Regions from separate parts of the Homo sapiens genome. Here region 2 is linked to region 1. Evidence: read pairs that join two places in POLR2A ChIA-PET (ENCODE). Cell type or tissue: HepG2. All regions are shown on one strand. Each heading gives the region's core, and the rest is flanking DNA. Links, peaks and the distances in the headings are about the cores only. Region 1 overlaps ESPN (espin). Region 2 overlaps ACOT7 (acyl-CoA thioesterase 7).

What was found. Peaks named below come from ENCODE experiments on the same cell type or tissue, not always from the same donor. Only the 100,000 strongest peaks of a DNase experiment are listed, where the experiment ranks them.
Region 2: POLR2A ChIA-PET joins it to region 1 with 6 read pairs; 3 of 35 experiments call an interaction of 5 or more read pairs at or near these places.

The regions. Positions count from the first base shown.
Region 1 is chr1:6,446,075-6,448,974 of GRCh38, forward strand. It overlaps ESPN (espin), which reads left to right. Exons shown (of 13, transcript NM_031475.3): 8 at 2,567-2,900. Among named protein-coding and RNA genes, the nearest start is that of MIR4252, 18 kb to the left of the region's middle. RefSeq lists enhancers at 811-1,469, 1,494-2,368. In HepG2, for the core only: CTCF peaks have their summits at 1,330 (motif pointing right), 1,824 and 2,244 (motif pointing left); DNase peaks (open chromatin) are centred at 1,157, 1,867 and 2,277; H3K4me3 peaks cover 2,380 bases.
Region 2 is chr1:6,313,280-6,316,179 of GRCh38, forward strand. All of the region lies in intron 6 of ACOT7 (acyl-CoA thioesterase 7), which reads right to left. Among named protein-coding and RNA genes, the nearest start is that of GPR153, 54 kb to the left of the region's middle. In HepG2, for the core only: no CTCF peak of the experiment used is centred there; no DNase peak of the experiment used is centred there.

The sequences.
Region 1 (2,900 bases), core at 105-2,604:
CTGGCGAGTCCCACAAGGGGTCAGGGCTGGACACTGGACTGGGAGGAGAGTAAGAGCAGGTCATTGCCCTCCATGGGAGCTGGGGGGTGAAGGACGCAGGTCCAGACAGCTGTGCCTCACCAGGAACTGGGCCTGTGCCACCTCTTGCACAGAGTGGCCGGGTTGTCATGGAGTTGACAGAGAATGCATGGAGACTGCCCCTCCCCAAGCATGCCCCCCCACCCCCACAGCCCCAGGCTCAGTCGGAGAGTGTCACCCAAGGGAGGTGGCTGCCAGGTGGAAGGTGCCAGTGGCATGGCTGTGGAGGTGAGGGCTGGAAGGAGGGTGGGGGGAAGGTGAGCAGGCACTAGCAGGGCTGGGTGGAAGTGAAGCTGTGGCTGGTTCCAGTTTAGGGCTTGAGCTCCTGGGGGAAAGGGCCAGGCCTGAGCTGGGAGCCCTGGAAGGAAGCGAGCCTGTGTGGAGAGGATGAGGCCAGGGTGGGCAGGTGGAGTGTGAGGTGCCTAGGGATGTCTGGGGCCTGCAGGCCCCTGGCTGAGGCTCTGGAGCAGGGGTTGGGGCAGAGGTCTGGTCTGAGCAATTCCGGGTATCCCGGGCAGGGTGCCCTGGGGAACACTGGCGTTCTGGCCATAGGAACAGAGCAAGGATGGTCTAAGAGGTGAGGGGACAGCCTGAGGTCACAGGTGGCCAGATGTGGTGTGGCAGCCCCCTGGGGTCCTGCTGGAGCCTGGGACCTTGCAGTTCTCAAGCCCAAGGCAAAGCCACCCCAGGGCCAATTCATAAAAGGTGACTCGGGTCACAAGGCCACTGGGCAAGGGAGGCATGGGAGGGACACCGAACCTGCAGGCCAGCTCCAGTAGCTGCCCTCTTCATGCCACCTTAGACCAAGCTCCCACAGTGGCTTCCCCTTTCATCTCTGGGAGGCAGAGGGGGCCCTGGAATCGCTGAGTTCCCAACGCAGACTGTTGGCCCCGCCCAAATCCACAGGACAGGTGGCCCAGCCAGTGCCCCGTCTCCACCGTTGAGCCCAAGTGCCAGGTCTGCGTGGTCCCCTCCTGGCTGTGTGAGCCCCCTCCCGGCTGTGTGCGTCCCTCCGGGCTGTGTGCGCCCCTCCCGGCTGTGTGCGCCCCTCCCCACTGTGTGCGCCCCTCCCGGCTATGTGCGTCCATCTCGGCCGTGTGCGTGCTGGGCCGCAGGCGCCAGGGCCGGGGCCCGGACGCTCCACAAAGGGCTCTTTGTGTCGCCGCGGCGCCCCCCGCGCGGGTGCCTGACCGGGGGCGGGAGCAGGGTCGTGGCGTCCGAACCTCCGGGCTGCAGGGGGCGCGGAGCGGGCGGGCTGGCCCAGAAAACAAATCCTGCGGTGTCGCATTTCCTGCAACGTGAGCCAGGTCGGGCGGGGTGAAGGGTCTGAGGCCACCGCAGGGACGCATGGGCTGGAGAGTGGGGCAGAGGACAGCCCCCACCCGGTCACTCAGTCTTTGGCCCGGCCGCCTCACTCTCCCTCACTGAGCTGGGCCTAGTTGGGGGCAGCTGCGATGGGGTGGGAAGCCACGCTGTCACCCGACCCCGCCTTACGGCCCCTGAAATCCGAGGCTTGAGCGCGGGTGTCGGTGTCGCTTTCGTGGATGGCGATGGTTTCCAGATGCAGGAGGGGAAGGGTGGGGACGCGACCCGGAGCCGGGGGCCAAATATGAGAGGCCTCCTCTGCCCACAGTCAGCCCTCTCCCCTCTCGGGCGGGGATGAAGGTGGGGGCTCAGCTCCCAGCTTAGGGAGAGGCGCAGGGGGCGGGGTCACATCTGGCCGGGGACGGGTGCAGAGCCGCGGCCAGGTGTGGCAAAGTAGTTGGCGCCCCCTGTGGCATCCGCGACGGCTGGGGGGGTTCAGCCTGGGATTGGCGGGCCCCGGGTGATGTCAGGCCGTCGGAGCCCATAGGCTGGCTGTGCGCGGGTGGCTGTAACCTGAGAGGAAGTATCAGGTAACGCAGGTGTCGGGTCCTGCCGCCCCCACAGCCAGGTGCACAGCGGGGGCCACCAGCACCGTGGCAGGTAGGAGCAGCCCCCGGACGGGCAACCGGGGTCCGTGGCAAGCCGGAGCCTCCGAGAGCACAGGCTCTGGAGGGGGCTCCCTCCGGCCCCGGACCCCCGAAAGACAGGGCTCCGCGGAGCCCTGGGGACCCGCAGTCCTTCTGACAGCCGAGAGCGGAGTGCGGCCGAGGGCCTAGTGAGGGCTAAGCTGGGAGGTGCCCCTTCGCCAGCTCCCCCTGGCGTCGGGGCTGGGCCACCCCGCCCCTGGGCCCGCCTCTTCTGGCCTCAGTGGGGGCCCCTGTGCCCCTTGGCCGGTGCCCAGAACCCCTCCCTGTAAGGCGGGCGGAGCCTGCCCTTCCACCGAGGCCCCCATGACCCTCGCCCGCTGCCCACTGTGAGAACCAGGGGGTCTAGGAAGTCAGCTGCTGCACCCCTCGACGGCCGCTGGCCGCGAGTCCCCAGGAGGTGAAGAGCTGGGTGGGGAGGCGTGGGGGGCGCCTACCGGGCAGGTGCCCGAGCCCCACCGGTCACTGTCTTCCCGCAGCTGAGCTCCTGTGACGGCCACGACGGGCTGCGGAGGCAGGACTCCAGCCGCAAGCCCCGCGCCTTCAGCAAGCAGCCCAGCACGGGGGACTACTACCGGCAGCTGGGCCGCTGCCCCGGCGAGACGCTGGCCGCACGCCCGGGCATGGCGCACAGCGAGGAGGTGCGTGCCCGCCAGCCCGCGCGCGCCGGCTGCCCGCGCCTCGGCCCTGCCGCCCGCGGCTCACTCGAAGGCCCCTCCGCTCCCCCGCAGGCGGCGCTGCTTCCTGGGAACCATGTTCCTAACGGCTGCGCCGCGGACCCCAAGGCGTCCAGGGAGCTGCCACCGCCGCCCC
Region 2 (2,900 bases), core at 193-2,692, 130 kb before region 1:
GGCTGAAGGCTGGAATGGGGAGGGAAGATCAGGCCAGCAGACAGGCAGAGGTTGCGGCCAGAAAGTGGAGGGAAAATCTACAGTCCCTGAATTTCCCAGCAAAAACCTCAGAAGCCAGAAGACATGGAACAAACGCTTCCAAGCCCTGTAAGGAACACTTCCCCACACCCTGCTCAGCCACAAGTCTTTTCAGACGCGCAAAGCTTGGGAAGATGACCCTCTAGGCCCCATGACAGAGACTATCTCTTCCTTCATCAGTCACTCCAATGTCTAACAGACACGTCTGACCAGCGGCACTCACCCACCCACAGATGTGGCCACATGAGGACATTGTGGCCAAAAGGGGAGGCTGCAATTTTCAATATGCCCTCCACCCCTTTGGGGCTGGACGCTGATGAAGAGATAGGCAACATGTGGCTCACCAAGAGGGCACTCCCAGGCTGGCGGAGCCACAGGGCAGCAGAAGCCTGGGTCCCCAGCACCACGGGGCTGCCTATCGGCTGTGGATCGCTCACAGCTGCATTGTTAGTTCAAAAAAAAAAAAGAAAAAGTCCTCTCTCTTGTTGAAGCCAAGCTGTCTGGGTGGCAGCTGAGCCTTTATTCCAGTTAATATATTGCCTTTCTTGGGGAGCCACTGGAGGACATGTTCCACCAAAACCAGCAAAGAGAAAAATTGAAGATCCATGAATCCTGGCATCCAACCCAGGCGAGTGCAAAGGCCGTCCCAGGAGAGCAGTTTAGAGCAGGCACAGAATGAGCAACGTGGAGGAGGACTGAAGGCGGACCCCTCTAGGGAACATGGCAGGGAACAGTTCCGTGGCAGGCAGACTGTACTGAGAGCATCTTACAGAGCTGCTGGAGGGCACAGAACAACCATTGGCTTTCGTAGTAACACCGTTTCGAGGGAAAGTAATCACAGTACCCCACCTGATGAACAGTGATGGGGCTCATGCATCTGAAACTTACGCATCAAGGGACAGCAACAGAGCCTCATGCTTAGGAAGCAGAGTCCTGAATCAGAAACAGGAGCTACCCCTGCAGGAGCGATGGGAGGAAGAGAGACCCACAAGCCCTCTGGATTGTTTCCACATAATACTTAAGTATAAAATAATTAATTTAAAAATAAAAAATAAAGTACAAGGAAAAAACTAAGATGGCCAAAAGTTGAGAAGTGAAGAATGCATGCTCAAGACTCCTCTAAGGTCTGCCTTGAACAGGGCTACCGGCTGACCCCCAAGAACTTCCCTCTCCCAAGGTCTGGACCCCCACAGGTATCTGCTAGGTCACCCCTTCAGTCTGTACAAGCAAACGTGGGGGTAGTGGAGGGGAGAACAGGGGGTAACTGGTCTTTTCTGGGCCGATCCTGAGCACTCTATGCAGGAGGGTGGGGGACCATGGAGTGACTCACTCAGGACTCAAGGGAAGACAGAAACCAAAAGCCCAGTTTGCCCTCTTCACATGCCCTTCAACCCAGAACTGCACGCACACCACCAACCCTCCTCCCGCATGGGATGATGACGGTCCTCCACACCCTCCACGAGCCATTCAACCCAGAACGGCAGAGACCCCGCCAACCCTCCTCCCTCATGGGACGATGACGGTCCTCCACACCCTCCACGAGCCCTTCAACCCACAACTGCACACACACCATCATCAACCCTCCTCCCGCACGGGACAATGACCCTCCACACCCTCGGGCTCACTCCCCAGATCTCTACTATTCCCCTAACTAAAGACAGGAGGTTCTGTCCATGCAACCAGGAAAGCAGCAGTGAGCTAGTGTCTGGTGGGAGCACTGCGTTCTCCCTGTGATTCCAGGCAGAAGAGCTCCTCCCTTTCCAAGACACCCTTCATGAGTTTATCACCACCCAGACCTGTGTGGAAAGTCCTCAAGACCAAGGCTAGCCAGTGTGTGGAACTCACAGAAAACGGGACTCGGGCGCAGCTTTGCGCAGTCTAGAATTACAGAATAAAGGCTAAATTGGCATCCACTTCACCATTTTCTTCTGCAACTGGCATCTAGTGAATTACAGTTTAGTGAAGATTTTGATTCAAATGATTTTAGATGCCATTCTTGCCAACAGTACTTTACAGGAAAATACGATAAAATCACAGTTCGTGTTTTCAATGTGGTGTTTATTTTATTCATTCACTCGTGGTGAGTTACCAGGCCCTATAAGAGAAGGTTAAGGCTGGGCACGGTGGCTCATGCCTGTAATCCCAGCACTTTGGGAGGCCGAGGCGGGCAGATCACGGGGTCAGGAGATCGAGACCATCCTGGCTAACATGCTGAAAACCCGTCTCTACTAAAAATACAAAAAATTATCTGGGCGTGGTGGCGGGCACCTGTAGTCCCAGCTACTTGGGAGGCTGAGGCAGGAGAATGGTGTGAACCCGGGAGGCAGAGCTTGCAGTGAGCCGAGATCACGCCACTACACTCCAGCCTGGGTGGGCGACAGAGTGAGACTCTGTCTAAAAAAAAAAAAAAAAAAAAAAAAAAGAGAGAAGGTTAAGCTTGGTAAAATTATTAGATTTTTTTACAAATTGTGGGCAGAAAATCCCTACTAAAATAGGCATTATTGTAAAGCCATTATTCCTAATACACATCTTAACATGTGCCTGTATCAGTGAAGCAGCTTAGACACCGTAAATGAACATGACATGCTGCGGACTTCCAAGGGGCTTCTCCAGTGACTTCTCCCACTCCTGGCATCTCACTGATGCCTTTCAGCACATAAAGAAAGAAAGACTGGGCTTAAGGGTGTGGACTTTTCAGCACGTAGACAGCGACGACGGAAATGCCCCATTTAGTGAAGAACGTCTAACATGTCGACAAAGTAAGCAGAACTCATAGCCCAGAGTTTCACAAATTCCAGGCAGAATGGAGCTGTATGAGTCTC